Regions from separate parts of the Mus musculus genome. Here region 2 is linked to region 1. A link is a loop called in an ENCODE intact Hi-C map of the cell type or tissue named here. Cell type or tissue: heart. All regions are shown on one strand. Links, peaks and the distances in the headings refer to the core of each region. The heading gives the core; the rest is flanking DNA.

The links. A loop is a pair of places that touch in the nucleus more often than their neighbours do. Peaks named below come from ENCODE experiments on the same cell type or tissue, not always from the same donor. Only the 100,000 strongest peaks of a DNase experiment are listed, where the experiment ranks them.
Region 2: a loop joins it to region 1, with 6 times the contacts of the local background. A loop is called at or near these places in 25 of 42 quality-filtered maps.

The regions. Positions count from the first base shown.
Region 1 is chrX:77,506,331-77,514,626 of GRCm38, forward strand. It overlaps Tbl1x (transducin (beta)-like 1 X-linked), which reads left to right and starts at 4,897. Exons shown (of 16, transcript NM_020601.2): 1 at 4,897-4,939. In heart, for the core only: CTCF peaks have their summits at 4,591 and 4,791; DNase peaks (open chromatin) are centred at 3,021, 3,761, 4,501 and 5,441; H3K4me3 peaks cover 4,220 bases; H3K27ac peaks cover 3,300 bases.
Region 2 is chrX:77,633,967-77,642,262 of GRCm38, forward strand. It overlaps Tbl1x (transducin (beta)-like 1 X-linked), which reads left to right. Exons shown (of 16, transcript NM_020601.2): 3 at 7,428-7,541. The coding sequence starts at 7,484. Gm52447 (a long non-coding RNA gene) reads right to left here. Exons shown (of 3, transcript XR_003953113.1): 2 at 4,160-4,220. Among named protein-coding and RNA genes, the nearest start is that of Gm52447, 4.2 kb to the right of the region's middle. In heart, for the core only: a CTCF peak has its summit at 4,326 (motif pointing left); no DNase peak of the experiment used is centred there.

The DNA of each region.
Region 1 (8,296 bases), core at 2,219-7,218:
GTCTCAGAGGAAGAAGAAAAGGCAGCAACACTGATCTGCTGGAGAGATGTCTCAGGGGTTACTGACGGCTCTTCCAGAGGACCTTGGTTTGATTTCTGGAGCCCACAGATGGCTCACAACTTTCTCTAACCTACATTCAGAGAATCTGATACTCTTTTCTAGTCTCCACAGGCTTTGTATACATGCGGTGCACAGACATGTAGTCAGACAAAGCACTCATACACATAAAAATAAAGTAAAAATTTAAAAATATTTTAGATGTGGAATAAGAGGAGGAAGAGGAATAATAATAATAATATAATAATAAATAATAATAATCCATCACTGCTATTGCTACCAACCACTAGAGTCATGGCCATCACCAGGCCTAGTGACAGAGTTCTGTAATCTCAGACTATGTGGAAGTCTGAGGCAGATGCATTACAAGTTCAGAGCCTGTCTGAGCAATTTAGTGAGATTGTGTCTTGAAATAAAAGTATACAAAATAACTCTGGCAAAATGGTAAAAAGCACTTGCCTTTAAGCTTGGTAACCTGAATTAGACCCTTCGTCTCTACAGGGTGGAAATTGTGAACGTGTTCTCAACTTTCACACATGAACCCCACGGTGCAGGTGTGTGCACACTGCACACTTGATTATCCTGCCTTCATGGCCCATGTGCAGGTGTGTGCCACTAACTTCTTAGTACCTCAGCTATTCCTTTGCTCAGCAGTTTGTACTATGACGTTGACTTTCTTTGTTTGCATGGCTGTGCCTCAGGCTCTGGCCCTTTCTGTTCACCCAGAATCTCATGCCATCACCAAACAGAGAGTACTTGGTTTTCAAGGATACCTGCTACTCCCTTTCTATTATGATTTTGTTCCCGTGTTTCATTTACATATAACACACACACACATGTGCACTCACACACAAACATGCAAATACACTCATACATAAATATTGCAATATATTTGGGGTTAGGGTTTATCACTCACTGGTAGAGCACTTGTTTAGCCTGCATGGAGCCCAGCAGAAAAGGTATTTTTGGTATTTCTTTCTATTTCTTTTCTGTTGTATAATAGTTATGTTATGTCACAAGATATAATGGTAAAGAGCATTATTTATTTATCCACTTACTTATTTTTTTAGATTGGGTCTCATTGTGTATTACAGGCTGGCCTGGAACTCATTATGTAGACAGGTTAACCACAAACAGTAATCTGTTTGCCTCTGCCTCTGAAGTGTTGCAACTAAAGGTGTGTGCCACCACACTAGGCCAGAGAGCTCCATTAAATTTTTTATTTGCATATATTTGTATGTGCATGAGTGTGAACAACAGATGAGAGGTTTCAGGAATCAGTTCTTTGCTGTTCAAGCCTTTACTGGATGGGTCATCCCCCAGCCCCGTTTTTGTTTCCTATCTATTGCTAATGTAATTATTTTTTACCAAAGCAAGCTTAAGGCTTCTTTGGGGGCTGAGAAGATGGTGCAGCTCTTAAGATCAAGTACTGTTCTTGCAGAGGTTTTATTCTAACACCCACATGGACAGTTCACAACTGCTTATAACTCCAGCTCCAGGGATCCAACACCCTCCTGGCCTCCTCTGGCTTCACATTCATGTGCAGAGACACATGGATACATACTTTAAAAACTAAACAAACCTTTAAAAAAGATCTGTATCTATATCTATCTATCTATCTATCTATAATAAAAATTCTTTATCAGGCCTGGTTTTTACACCTGTTTTCTCTGTTTCCAGCTTCTCTTTCATTGTAAGCAGTATGTTTTACAGACTTCCATAATTTTAATGAAATCCAACTCACTTTTTCCTTTCATGCTTTTGGTATTCTCAAACCATCACTGTTGAGAAAATAGTGTCAGTGCTGCACAAAGAAACACACGGACAAAGTGAAAGCAATTCAGGAAGTTGATTTCTTTTTGCAAAAAGTGCTCACCAAGACTGAAAACACACACACACACACACACACACACACACACACACACAGACAGAGAGAAACAGACAGACACACACACACATATACACACAGTGGACCTTATTTCTCTTTCCTCCCCTTTGTTTCCATGCTTTCTTCCACACCAGCACCTATAGCAAACAGCCAAAGCAGATGAATAGAATACTCTAATTTTCCATTCATGTAGTAGCATTTCAGGAAAAAAATGTCAGGGGGGACTGTTCTTATGTCTTTAGGTCTTACAATGTTTTGGTGGTTCCTATGGCTGTTTACTACAAGCCCTTGACTTAATTTTTTGGATAGGGTCTTGCTAAGTAGTCTAGTCTCATTCTGCCTCAGCCTTCCAAATTTTGGGACTTTCCCCATACCCTCTACCAACTTTCTTTTTTTCCAAAACAAAGCAAAACAAGGGTTATTTATTTATTGTATGTGTACCTTTGAGAATTTATGTGTCCCACATGTATGCAGGAGCCCTAGGAGGACAGAAGAGGGCATAGTATCTCTTGGAATCAGAGTTACAAGTGGAGATGATCTGGCTTGTAGGTGCTAGAAATTGAAACTGAATTCTATGTAGCAAGTGATCTTAACGAAGATGAGCTATCTCTCCAAATCCCTAGTCCTTGACTGTCCAAAAGCAAGAATTGGGATTATTGCTATAATATATCACGCTGGCAAGGTCGAAAATTTAAACTCCCACTCTATTAGTCAGGGGAAGCCTATAATAAAACCTGGTCACTATGCTCCCTTAATGGCAGAAGAGATTTTTTTTTTACCCACTAATTTCCCATACTTTAAAGATGATCATCACTTATCAAGTAACAGATGCATGCAGGAATGCTTTTAACCAACTTCAGTTTGGAATTTTCAAGCACTAATTTGGGCAAGCCGAGCTGAGCAAGCTAGGTGGTTAGGGTTTGCTGCGCAGCTACTCGAGGGTCTGCGGTAGCAAAGAGCTGGCGACCGGGTAAAGCCTGAAGCTGTAATGATGTCAACTTGTTATTTACTTTCCAAATCTGAATGACTGAGCAAGGCGAAAGGAGAATCAATCAACCACAATGTGACCCTACAGGCGGAAAAAACGCAGCGCTACCACCAGCATGCAGTGGGGGAAGGGAAGCACGTGTAAACTGGGCCAGGGTTGCATCACGAGCAGGCTCAGGTTTTCGATTGCACCCTTCATAATACCTCAGCATCAGTCTGCACAAGCTCAGGAGCCCAAGAGCTAAGAAGGGCAGGCTCAAGGGAGCCCTACCAAGTCCTTTGGGGGTGGGGGTGCTTGAATGGCAGCTGATAGCTAATAAGCCTGTGTACTGCTGATTCACAATTATGGAGACTGTGTAAGTGTGGATTTTTTATTGATGCGCTCTAATAACTGTGTACCAACAGTCGTTTGACATATTTGACGTTTCGTAGAAATATTTTGCAAGGTAAATTTGAGGTCCGCCTTTTTGATGGAGAACCGGCCCCTTAAAAACTCGCCCCAGGTTCTCCCCTCCACCCCCAACTACCAGAGCAACAAATGCCTAGTGTTCAAGGAAGGAGCAAGTGAGGTTAGGGTTTAAATTGCGGAGTGTTACTGGGCGCTTAGCACCGAGCTCATTAGAAGCCTAAGGGAGGGGCAAATTGATTTTAAAAATACTCAGCAAGGCAGACACCAAAGGTGCTGAGGAGGAGGGCCGAATATTTATTTAATTGAATTAAAGGCGGGAGTATGGGGGGAAATCGTCACCGATGTGGAAGAGAGGAAGCGCCAGGGCTGGGCCTTACCAGCCTTGGCAACAGAAAACACTTTGCCAGCGCCTGCGGTTTCAGGCCTGGGGGTGGGGATTTACAGATTTGAGGGCCCCAGTACCCTAACATAGTCCTCCATAGTCCCAGCTTATTTGTGCCTTAGTCTTGTGTTAAAGCGTCTCCCCTATGCATTTCTGACTATTGGCCGAGAGGTGTTTTGCAAAGGTCATGGCTGCGCCCGAGTCCTCAATTTTTGCGGTGGGCGTAAAGGCAACTGGGGAGGGGGATGCTTTATGTCGTTAATTTTGAAGAAGATGCGCTTGGAGATGGTGTTACACGAGAACCTTCTAGGCTAGCTGGGCGGCTTCATCTTTTGAGGTGGGGGAGGGTAACACTTTCAGTGGCTTGGGTTACCATTCCCTCTTTAAATCTTCAGGGTGGCCCTTGTTCCCATCCCCCCTCCTCCCGAGCCACCTTGGCGTGAGGGGTGTGGGATTGAGTATCCGTGTAGGGGCCCTGTTCCCCCCTCATTCCTCTCTGAGCCTGGTAGGGGCCTGGTTGGGGCCCAGAGGGCAATGCTCAGGCTTCCCTCCTCCACCTTGGGCTTGGGGCGGGGAGAGGTGGGGGTGGGGAGGCTTTAGGGTGAAGAACTGTGCCGAGATGTAAGTCTTTTCCCTGCCCCCGGGGGGCTGGGTCTGGACTTGGTCCGGGGAAGGGCGGGCCTGGCGTCCTAGCCCTTACTGGGGGGAGGGGCTGCCGCGTGGGGACGCTGCCCCCCCAAGGAGCTCGGGGAGGGGCCGGCGGGCACGCGGTGGGGGAGGGCAGGGCTGTAGAGAGCCTCTTCCAGGTGTCTGGGGAGGGCGGCGCGCTGTCGACCCTCTTGGCACGTCTCCCAGCCTGGGTAGGCTTGCTCGCGTCCGCTCCCAGCGGAGGTCACTGGCCGTGTCGGTCCCTCCCGCCGTCCCGCCCTCTCCCGCCGCCGCCGCTCCCAGCCCAGCCCCCCCCAGTCTCGACGCTCGGGAGCGACAAGCCGCCAGCGCCCCCGCCCCGCCGCCGCTGCAGCGCCCTCCGGCCGCCATTCGCCACCGAAACTTTCCAGCGCTAGCTCTTCTCGTGGACTAGGTGGCGGGCCAGGGGTAGCGCGCGGCTGCTCCGGGGCGCTTGGCCCTCGTCGGCCTCCGCGCGGCCCGGGGTTGGTGACGGTGGACCCGCCAGTACGCTGAGTGCGCGGCCACAAGTTGCACGGCTCGCGGCGAGGTGAGTACACGCCGGGCAGGGGCTCAAACTTCTCGGGCCGAGGGGCGCGGTGGTGACCCCAATCGCGGGCCCTGAAGCTTCAGGAGGGGCAAGTTCCCGTGTGCCCCCCCAACCCCAGGTTGGGCGCGCTCCCTGCACGCCGAACAATACCTCTGGGGCGGCCGCTCCCCGAAGTGGCCGCGCGCGCGGGGGGCGGGAAAGGCCTGGGTGCGCCTTTGTTTTGGGGAGAGGGAAAGGCAAGTTTAGGGACGCTCTGCAGTTCGTCCCAGCATCTCTTTGTCTGAGGCTCCAGAGGGGGTTGGCTGGGCTGACCCGCGTCGCCCTGGGACTTGGGGGCCGCGCGGGATCCCCTTGTGGGGGAGGGGAGCCTCATTCATCCTCGAGGCGCGGGCCGGCGCTCCCGGAACACGGTGGACGCGCGGCGGCGCGCGGGGGATAGTGGCTGGCCCGTTTGTGATCAGTTTCCGAGGCGCAAACTGTCAGGGAAGTCCGGGAGCCCCCTCCCCATACCTACTCCCAGGCCTGGTCTCGGGGACCAGGGTGTGTGTGGGGGGGTGACAACGACGGAGGGCGGCTCCTCTGGCTAGGTGAGGGAGAGGGACCGCCCAGTACGGCCTGGGGAGGGTGTAAACCTGTTGCTTTGGGGCTGGGGAGGGGTTCTCCAGATCTGCACTCACCCACATCCTCGTCTTAGGAATTTCCCTTACGTAGAGAAGGGTGCTGGGAGCAGGAGTTTATGTAGGAGGGGTGCGCCTTTGAACGTCGGTGATCTTCGGGTTTTGTGACAACTTTAGGAGGAGACTACAGGCCCGCTGGTGCTGGATGGGGCCTGGGCTTCACGTGCGTGACCAGTGAGCAATCAGGAGCTTGGGGCTTTTTTTTTTCCCTCTCTCTCTCTTTTTTTCTTTTTCTTTTTTTTTTTCCCCCAGCGTCTGGCGTTCTCAGAGGCCTCCGCACTGTAAATTCCGCAGTTAGGGTCGGCTTGTTTCTTTCTGACCAAGTGTTGTGGGGCAAAACCTAAAACAGCTCCCCTCCCCCTAACCAAAACCTAAGCCATACTGCTAGTGCAAGTGTTTGTTTCTGTTCTGCTTTGGTGTGTGTGCCTTGACCTGACTAGTGTTTTTCTCTGAGCTAGTCCCTGGTTTAACTTAAAAGAGGACACAAGAATACAGGAGGAGGAGTGAGTGCTTTGTCCTACTCCCCCCCCCCCCCAGTCTTGGTTTAGGGTAGCAAATAGGTCTTGGTGAGCCTATGAAATTTACCATTGGTCATTTCTAAAGACACATATCAAGGTATGAAATAGTGTTGAGTGTAGATGGCACTTTTATTTTTAAAGGGATTTCGTGTCCAAGTGTGCTGCAGATTATTTTCATGGCACCACCCACCAGTGTAATTAGTACAACGATGAAAGTCGAAGTTCACTTGATCCACTTATTAAAATGGCCCCCTAAAGCTTTTCAAGCCTTTAATCACACACACACCTGTAGGACAGGCATGGGTGATTTGGGGTGTAAGGCTCTCATTTACCCCAGGATATGTCCTTACTTGGGTCAGAGAATTCCACTTAGGCAGCACTACTAAAAGAAAAAGGAAGATATTTTACTCCTTTTAATGGTATTGGGCAGATACTCATTTCAAGTTTACCTCGGTTTTGCTGTTGGGTTTTGCTATTTTTCTAGGCCCTGGGAGTCACACCAAAGCAAGGCCTTTGAGGGACACTGTGAATGGAAGCTGATTGTCTTCTAGTATGGTGGGTGGGCTACCAGGATCCTTGGGGTGATGATAATTTTCTTTGATGCGGGATTATTGTGGTTTGAATGAGAATGGCCTCCTTAGGCCATTTGAATGCTAGGTCCTCAATTGGTGGAAATGTTTTTGAGAAGGTTTAGAAGTGTGGCCTTTTAAGGTATGTGTATCCTTTTGAGGTTTCAAAGGCCCACACTATTCCCAGTTAGCTCACTCTCTGCCTGTGCTTGCGGATCAGATGTAAGCTCTCATGCTCCAGTGCCATGCCTACCTGCTGCCACAATCCCTGTTACGATGGATAGTCATGGACTCCAACCAGCCCTCTGAAACTATAAGTACTAGTGGGTTCTTCTGTAAGTTGCTATGGTCATGGTGTTTCTTCAAGGCAATAGAAAAATAAACAAGACAATTGGATCAGTTCAGAGAATTATAAACACCTTCAGGTTTTATATATTAATGTCTATAACTTAAGTTTGCTTTAGTAGACAGTATAGGTACCAGAAGTGTGATATAGGACTGTGGAATTGTAAATGGTCCTGAAGCCTGTTTTTTAATGTTCTCATGTATATGTAGATGTGTTTGTGCACTTATGTTTCTGGTTGCATGTGTATATGTATGAAGGAGGTGGATGTCAGAAATTGATATGGGATGTCTTCCTTTAGTTGGTAATTATCTATCCATGTTATTTTTTTCAGATAGGGTTTCTTTCTCATTCAAGTTGAAGCTCACTAATTTGGCTAGACTGACAAGCCCCAAGGATCCTCCTCAGTGTTGGAATCATAGATACAGACTGTAGCACTCACATTTTTACATGGGTTCCCAGGGATTAAATTCAGGTCCTCGATGTACTGATTGAGCTATCTCCTTGAACACCACTTTTTTTTTTTTCGAGACAGGGTTTCTCTGTGTAGCCCTGGCTGTCCTGGAACTAACTCTGTAGACCAGGCTGGCCTCGAACTCAGAATCCACCTGCCTCTGCCTCCCAAGTTCTGGGATTAAAGGCGTGCGCCACCACTGCTCGGCTTTGAACACTAATCAGAGGCTCTATGTTTTTTATTGTTATGGTCACATGGTGAATCTACCTTGTGAGGGCGTTTACTGGGAACCATAACTGAGAAACTGGTTACTTAGAGCATCCAAGCTGCTGTGTCCATTCCAAATGTTTGGAAACAAGAGGATACTATGAAAAAGCCCACCTACTTGACCAGTTGCTGGACCATGGAATTCTGTAATTTTTTTGAGCATCATTTTATGCATTTGCAAAAATCAAAAGGAGGGGCTAATGATGTAGCTCAGTTGCCTAGCAATCAGGGCTTAGCAAAAGAGGCCAGCCCTGAGTTCAGTCCCCATTTGTAGATGTCATTTCAGCGTTGAGAGAAGGTAGAGAGAAAGGTTAGTAACAGGCACAGTTTGGTTGCACAGAGAGGTTGTCTTAGCTATCGTGCCTGAGGCCTTTGGTTCGATCCCCATTCTAGAAAGAAACCAAGCAAAAACTTTGCATTTTATTATGCAAATAAAGAAACAAACTTCACTTTACCAGAATGTCCTGTAATGAAGATTTTAATTTTTTACATTTGATTTATTTATTTGTATGTGCTTGCACACGTAGAA
Region 2 (8,296 bases), core at 1,201-6,200, 130 kb after region 1:
ACTTTTACTAGAATGGGACCCAGGAGTGTATCTTTATTTGTATCCCACATGTGAATTCACTGCTTCATTAGTTTGTGAATATGAATTATGTCTGTCTGCAGACTGACTTGCTGACTAACTTTGAAATTTTGTAGAAAGTTCATGCAGATTCCCCTGCATAAATCTAGTCACAGGCCAGGATTTACCAGACTGCAGAGAGTGGTGTGTGTGCCAACTGATCACTTGAAATACACATCCAAAGTATGCTAGGAAGTGGTTAGGGGTACAGCACAGCTGTAAGGCATCTGCTTATCGTGGATGTAGCCCCAGGTTTCATCCTGAGCACTGTAACAGAATAGTAAATAAACAAGCAAGGAAGTAAATAATTGTTCCTTTTGATTTGAGGGCTTTGTTTTATTTGCACATATTTAAATGTTCAGCTACATTTTAATGGCTTTTAGTAACTCTGACCCACTTTTTAAAAAATATCACAATGTTTATTATATCACTTCCAGAACATAAAGCTCTTCCGAAGGACTCAGGTTTGATTCCCATCCCCGAGCTTGGCAGCTCACAAGCATCTGTAACTCCAGTTTCAGGGTATCTGATGGTCTCTTCTAGTGGACACCAGGCATGCATGTAGCACACAGACATACATGTAGACAAAACACCCCCACGCATAAAATAATAAAAATTAAAGCTCCCAAAATATTGATGGATATAGTAGCTGCTTTAAAACGGATTAATAGTTCTTCACTAGTCCAGATCTAGAACTATTATATGGCCAAAAGTCTCTACTTCAAAATAAATACACCAAAGAATAAAACCATGTCCATGCAAACTCTTGCATGCCAGTATTCAGGGTATCATTTTCCAGAGCAGGCAGTTTTTTAGATTTACAGAAAAGTAAATTTAAAAATGACTGAAATATTGTGGGTCTTGTTCTAGTAAAAATCAATTGCTTTCTGTTGTAGAAATGAAAAAACCTGCCTTAGACTAGGAAAGACCAGAGAGATTTGGGGTGGAGGTGTCATTGAATTAGGCTGGGTTTTTTTGTTACTAAAGGAATTGTGTGAGGCTGGCTACTTACTCAAATATAGAAGTTTGTTTAACTCAGTTTTTGAGCCTGAAAGTCCAAACATCATATATAGGTAGGTCTGGCTCATATGAGGGCCCTGTAGCTTCACTCTCTTCATTGTCATCACATCGCACTGCTAAGAGGGATTACATCACAACACTAGGACACAGAGAAGGGGTAGGGGCCAGTCTGTGACCTCAGGAGACCTTGCCTTTTAAATTTCTACTACCACACTCATGTCAACATGTCACTTCTTGGGGGACACACTCAAACTGTTGTATTCAGTCCATAGTGATGAGCAAGCATCTTCTAATGGTTTATGTCTTGTGGGTCAGGGAACCTATGTTGAAGCCATTTGAACTTGCTGAATGCCAATCAGTTTATGTATATAAACTCTGGTGATAGGTGCTGGGTTGCTAATCTCAAGCTGGTGAAACACAGTGGTTTCTCTCTCATCTGTTGTAGCTGTTTTGAATTGGAGATAAAATCTCGACTCTCAGAGACAGGCTCCACAAGATAGGACCTTGATATGATACCTAGTATCAGGACTGAGATTGAGGGACCCTGCTCACTGCTGCTATTGCCTTTTTATTTTATTTTACATTTCAGGTATTAATCAGTCTTGGGGCCAGGAAGATAGCTCAGATGGAAAAGTGCCTCTCGTGTGACCATAAGCGACCTGAGTGGATTCCTGATACCCAAGTAAAAATTGGGTGCAGTGAATACTCAATACAACGATTTTAGTGTGTTGCCCCCAAGGATTCAGGTGCTAGAAGCAGTTGGGCAGTGGATATTTAAGAGGCATGGCCTACTGAGCTCACTAAATGGCTTCTCTTCTTCCCTCCTCTGTCTTCTGGTCATGTGATAGTGTTATGTACTCACTTGTAAACCTTGTGCTGAGGCAGGGGAGAAACTAGTAGATCCTAGAACCTCACTGACCACCCAGTCTACCCCAAATGGAAACTTTCAGGTTCACTGAGATAACCTGCGCCAAAAATTAAGGCAGAGAACAAGAGACCAGCATCTATTTCTTACCTCTGGCTTCCAAACGTGCACACACATACGTGCCTACACACATACTCTACACAAACACCACACAAAGTGTTATCAGTCTCGAACTAGCTATAGTGATGTACTCCTTTCACCCAGGACTCAGGAAGCTGAGATAGGAAATTGGTTTAAGGCCAGCCTGGTGTATATAAACAAGACCCTGTCTCAAAAAACAAACAAGCAATAAAATAAAACCACAAAAATGTTATCAGTCTTTTGACTGTGGAATTTAAACTGCTAAACACTTAATCAACAAAACTTAGTGCCTGTGTATACAGGTATAGAAAAGAGGCTTTCCAGGGTTAGGATGTGAATGCTCCCAACAGGTTCATGTACTTGAATACTTGGTCCCCAGATATGATATATTTTGAAATGTGTGTCACTTTAGGCAGTGAAGCTGAGGTAAAGGAGGCGCCAAGCCTCAACAATTAGAGCTGAGCCTGGTTCCTAGATAGGCTTGGTCCTGTGTGTTGGTATTGTCCAAGCCACCTGATTTACCAGTCTCGGGGGAGAAATTTTAAGAAAGTCTTACTGCTTGGCTTGTGCATATCCTTCACTACTGTGAAGTGGACTTCCACAGCAGATGTCTGCTCTTAACCACATAAACATGTCCAAGAATATTTACTTCTGGGTCTGCCTTCTGCATTCCTTTTGTGTAACATTACCTTCTGTCATGGCTGTGCACACGGGGTCTAGCGGAAAACCTTAGGAGGGCACATTTTAATCAATCCAGTAAGGCAGCCAGGCACAATACATCCCTCTTTGGCATGCCTTTTGCTGAAAATAATCTCATTTGAAAACCAGAGTTCTTTTTCTAACAGAAAACTCTCTTTTCTCAACCCTGTATTTAAGTCTTTGCCAGATTTTAATTATATTTTAATAAATGTAATCCAGTTCATTTTTACAATACAAAAATACAAAGTGAAAAGTTCAAAAACACACACAGATATATAAATGCAACATAACTGTCCATATAGACCTAGTTATGAATGATCAGGAGGGTGTAAAAACACAAAACAAGATGTAGTACCATGCGCACATCACCTATTTCTGCTGACTGATTTGTGCATGAGAGGTGAAGGATGCATGTGTGTTTAGGGGTGTGTTTGCTCATATAAGCAGGCACATGTGGAAGCCAGAGGTCCATGTCATGTGCTCCACTGCTTCTCCACATTTATTCTTTGAGTCTCACTGAACCTGAAGTTTGATCCTTTGAAAGGCCTACTAACCATCAAATCCCATCTCTGCCTATCTCTGAGCCACAGCCCTGAGGTTACACACCACATGCCAATCCTTTAAATAGGTACTGGGAATCTGACCCGAAGTCCTCATGTTCACATAGTAGGCACTTTCCCCACTGAGCCATCTCCCCAACCCTCACCTGGTTTTTCTGCCTAACGCTGTCATAGGCATTTTTCTCCTAAGTATTGTTTTAATGGCTGCATATTATTCCACTGTGTTATATTTCTTCCCAGCCTTTACTTATTTGCATATTTTCACAATTGGGATCAAACTATAAAATGCACACTGACCATCTTTTTGTGTATTTCCTTCCCTTCTCCCATTGTTAATCCAATGTACAAACAAAGGAGTATCTATAGTAGAACAGGAAAGACATTTACAGAGAGAGGACCTCAAGTGTCACTGTATCAGTCTGTTGTCATGAGGAAATTTCCAAGGCTGACTACTTATTAATGAAAAGAATTTTGTCTTAAGGTAGCTACCAATTATGAAATGAAAATAAATGTAACTTAGAGACCTTATTATGGAAAAAAAGCCAGGGATTTATGAGCTGCTAAGACTAATTCAGCAGAGAAACGGACACCTTATGAAAACTTATTTAGTATTCATATATGCATGTAACGTTTGTCTTTCCTGCTCTTCATGGAAGGGGGGTACATTGAGACCATTTTTCATCCTCTGTGGTTGGCTGTTTTGGGTTCTCATGGAAATAGGACAGAGTCCTGAGTCTCAGCAGATAATTTCTTTTACCTCAGACTCTTCCAGCATAAAAAACAGCATGCTAATAGCAGGAACAAGATACTTTCTTACCTCTCTGAGAAACACAGGCATCTTGTCATGGCCATAAAAGTTCTCTGAATCATGGGACAAGCTGTGAAAGGAGAATTTTTGCCATATAATGACGTGTCAGATGTATTACCCACACTAAAATATGAGTACCTTGTACCATCGTCTTCACTGCAGAACAAAACTGCCCTCTTGTGGCAAGTAATGAATTCGTTCTCTGTATCCTTAAAGCAGCACCATCTCTCTGAACTAGGGAAGCCTCAGGTTTCCATTTTTAAAGATACTGCATAGCAATTTAGATCTTGTTGATTTTGAGCAACCCTCTTGTTTCCCCAGGAATAATAGCTATTGGATACTGTAAGCACACATGAAAACCGGTAATAAATAAGTCACTTAACCATCTGTGGATACTGAATCTTGACCTGTTTTGTGAAGGAAAGGGAATTTCTGCAACCTTAAAGTCTTAAAAAGAAAACAAAAACAGCAGACATAATGTTCTCTTAATTTCTTGAGATCTATAACCCAATTATTATTTCTGTTGACACTTATTTCTAGTGCAAGAGGTTCAGAGATGTCATCAACTTTTTTTTTTTTCAAAAGCAGGGAAGGAGGGAGGGGGGAATTGATTTAGTTGTGGCTTCAACTCCAGATAGAATTAAGTTACTTTCATTATTTCCATTCCTGTACAGTCCCAACTTCAAAGACTTCCCATCAACTACTTGAAGGTGTCTCCATTAAAAACTAGTTCAGGCAAGAAAATAAACTCAGATGAAACATCTTCCCTATTCTGTTTGGGGCTGAGCATTTCTATGAGCATAACAAATGCTCCCTTTTATTTGTAACCAGGAGGGTTGCCAAACATTTCTTGGAGACTCTCAGCTTCAAGCTGAAGTGGGTGCTCTCCTACTAATTGGTCATGTGTTAAATGAGAGCTGGATTTCCACTTGTATGTGGCTAGAGATGGCCAGTGTGGCTCTCTGCATTGCTGTTTCCTTTGATTGGCCATTTTTCAAATTATTTTCTTTCTGTCACTATAATAATGCAATATGACTTCTGCCATCCCATAACAAGTTGTTGATAGAAAAATCAGATGTTTGTAGCTGTGTGGGATGTAGAGAAACCCTGAGACTGTAAGCCTGTCACTGCAGCTAGGACTTTCATCATTATGACATTACTCAGCCTTACCAAGTCTGCTGGTATGCTCAGGTACCGTTTTTTTTTTTTTCTACACATATGTTTGCATTTTCTAACTTCTTTAAGTTATATTTTTGTTAGCTTTCAATGTGAATTTATAGCTATTTACTGAGTCTATTTCTTCCCTCTAAGGTACCAAGTAGAAATCGCAGGTCATAGTTTTGTGGCAATGTTTGCACAAATACATTAGTATCAACAAAGGAAGATAAGCATTTTTATATATGTATTTTATTAGTTTCTTGAAAGATTTATACATGTATGCAATGTATTTTCTTCTCACTCATTCATCAGTCTTAACTGGTTGGTGTAGCATAGTCATTTCCATGAGATCTCTGTCCCCCCATGTTTCCTGCATCTCTTTCTTTACTTGGAGCCCTGACACAGAAGTAATGTCAAGGTGACATGTGTAGCTACTTGACCCCACACCTGTTCACCACCCTTGGGGCTTCTCATATCCTGTATATAGAGTGACCTTTAAGTTTATGGTGAAGACCCCTTTAAACTTCTCCAAGAGATGACACTGTGATGCATATTTCCCCAGGACCACACTTGTCATTCTTCCAAGGAAGACTTGACATCACTACCAGTCTGCTCAGGTGTCTTCTGTATGGTAAAGTACTGATCCAGCCACATCTGCCCACGTCGGTTCAGGGTTCCATGTGTGTAGGTTCCATTACCATGCACATTCTGAATTATAATGCACTGTGGTTTCACTGACTAAATACAAAATCAGCTGATTGTACTCTATGTTGACCTTGAATCTGGCTTCCCTGGTATGGTTCATATCCTGACCCTAAAATATATGCCAGCTTTTCTCTTTTTGGGAAAACATTTTGCCTGGAAGATAGAAACACACACGCGCGTGTGTGTGTGTGTGTGTGTGTGTGTGTGTGTGTGTGTACATACACACACATACACAACCAGCTTAAGAGAGAAAGGGTTTGTTTTGCTTAGAATTTCATGATATAGCCCATCATTGAGGAGAAATCAAGACAAGAACTTGAAGCAGATAGTTCAAAGGAAAGAGCCAAAGAGAATGTGAATGTGTGCATGTGTTCAGCTTGCTTTTTTTATATTCATCCACTCAGGACCCCGCTCCACCAGCGTGCCAATCAAGTGGGCTGGGCTTTCTCTTATCAATTAACACTATCAAGAAATTTGAGGTCTGTGGTTTATGCTGTGGCAGGATGCCGAGTTGATGTCAGTGATCCCAGCTACATCGCAGGGCTGTGGTCCATGGCTCTACTGCAACCCAGGAACCCTGTTTGTGGTGTGTTGATATTACAAACCATGTCAAAGCCCATAATCTATGTCCTCATGGTCTTTTTAAACAAATAAGCCACTTTGACAGATATTGATGACTAGAGGCAGTTGAGAAAGAGGGCATAGAAGATAACCCCCCCCAATAGTGATAGCCTAGACAGGAAGCCATGAGGAGAACTCTTAAAACTATGATAGGATGCTGAGGTGTTGCCCTCCACAATAGATAACTTCTGGCAGGGATGCCAGAAGGTAAGGACTCACTTGTCTCCATTTAGTGACCAGGCCACTGAGGCTTTGACCACGCTCTACTGAATCTAGAGATAATACAAATTCCATTTTTTTTTGGCTGGGGGTGTAACAGGGATGGGGGGTGGACAGGGAAAGACTAGAAAATGAATGTGATAGTGGTATATGATTCAAAATCTCCAAATAGTCAATAAAAATATGTTGGAAAAAAAAGATACTCCTTCTCAGACATGGCCATAGGCCAGCTTGATCTAGATGGTTCTTCATTGAGTCTCTTCTCAGGCCACTCTCGATTGTGTCAACTTTCATATACACACATATTTATATGTTCATGTGTATATACACATACATCTATCTGTCTAGTTATAATACAATATGATGGTAATTGGTCAACCCATAATAAGTATGTGATACTGTATTTAAATCATCTCAAAGGGGTATAGCTAAAGTAGTAGAGCACTTGGCCTAATAAGGCCCTGAATCTGTCCCTAGCACACACGCCACCCCCTCCCCACTGCAATGCACACACATTCAGAAGACAAATACATACAACATATTCAAAACAATGTTTCTGATGTTTTTCTAACAGAGGGTGGCTCACACTTGATCGAGACGAAGACCTCATCGCCGAAAGGTGAGGCTAAGATGAGCATTACCAGCGACGAGGTGAACTTTCTGGTATATCGCTACCTCCAGGAATCAGGTAACCAGCTTTCTTTACTTGCTTTTTTTTTTTTAAGATTTATTTATTTATTTATTTATTATATGTAAGTGCACTGTAGCTGTCTTCAGATACCCCAGAAGAGGGCATCAGGTCTCATTATGGGTGGCTGTGAGCCACCATGTGGTTACTGGGATTTGAACTCAGGACCTTCAGAAGGGCAGTTGGTGCTCTTACCCGCTAAGCCATCTCACCAGCCCCAGTAACCAGCTTTCTTTTCTGGAGGAAGTTCATTTTAAATATGTTTTGGACAAAACAGTTGACCACCAGTACAAGCCAGACTATCGGATCATCAAAAAGACCTAAGAATACTCTATATAATAGAGTGTTAAAGGGACAGAGAAGTGGTTTGGAAGGCACTTCATTCCTCCGTTGGAGTGTGGGGAGAGCATGGTCTTTCTTCTCATGACAGGAAATCAGTCAAGAGCAGTTGAGCCAGGTGTGATGACATTCACCTTTAATGCTAGCACTTGGAAGACAGAGAGAGGCATATCTCTTAAGTTTAAGGCTGCCCTAGTCTACAGAGTGAGTGGGACCTTGCCAAAATGTTGCTTCAAGGTATATAGTTAAAAGGCTAGACACATATGTCTCCTGTTGGCAAAATAGTCCTTGTGGGTAGCTCTTGGGTTCAGAGAGCCTCAGGTGGGACAAAATGCTATTTTGTCATGGTCTAATGTGATTTCTCCAATGAGCGATTTTAGTTCTCAAGTAAAACATTTTTTAATTCTCACAACCTG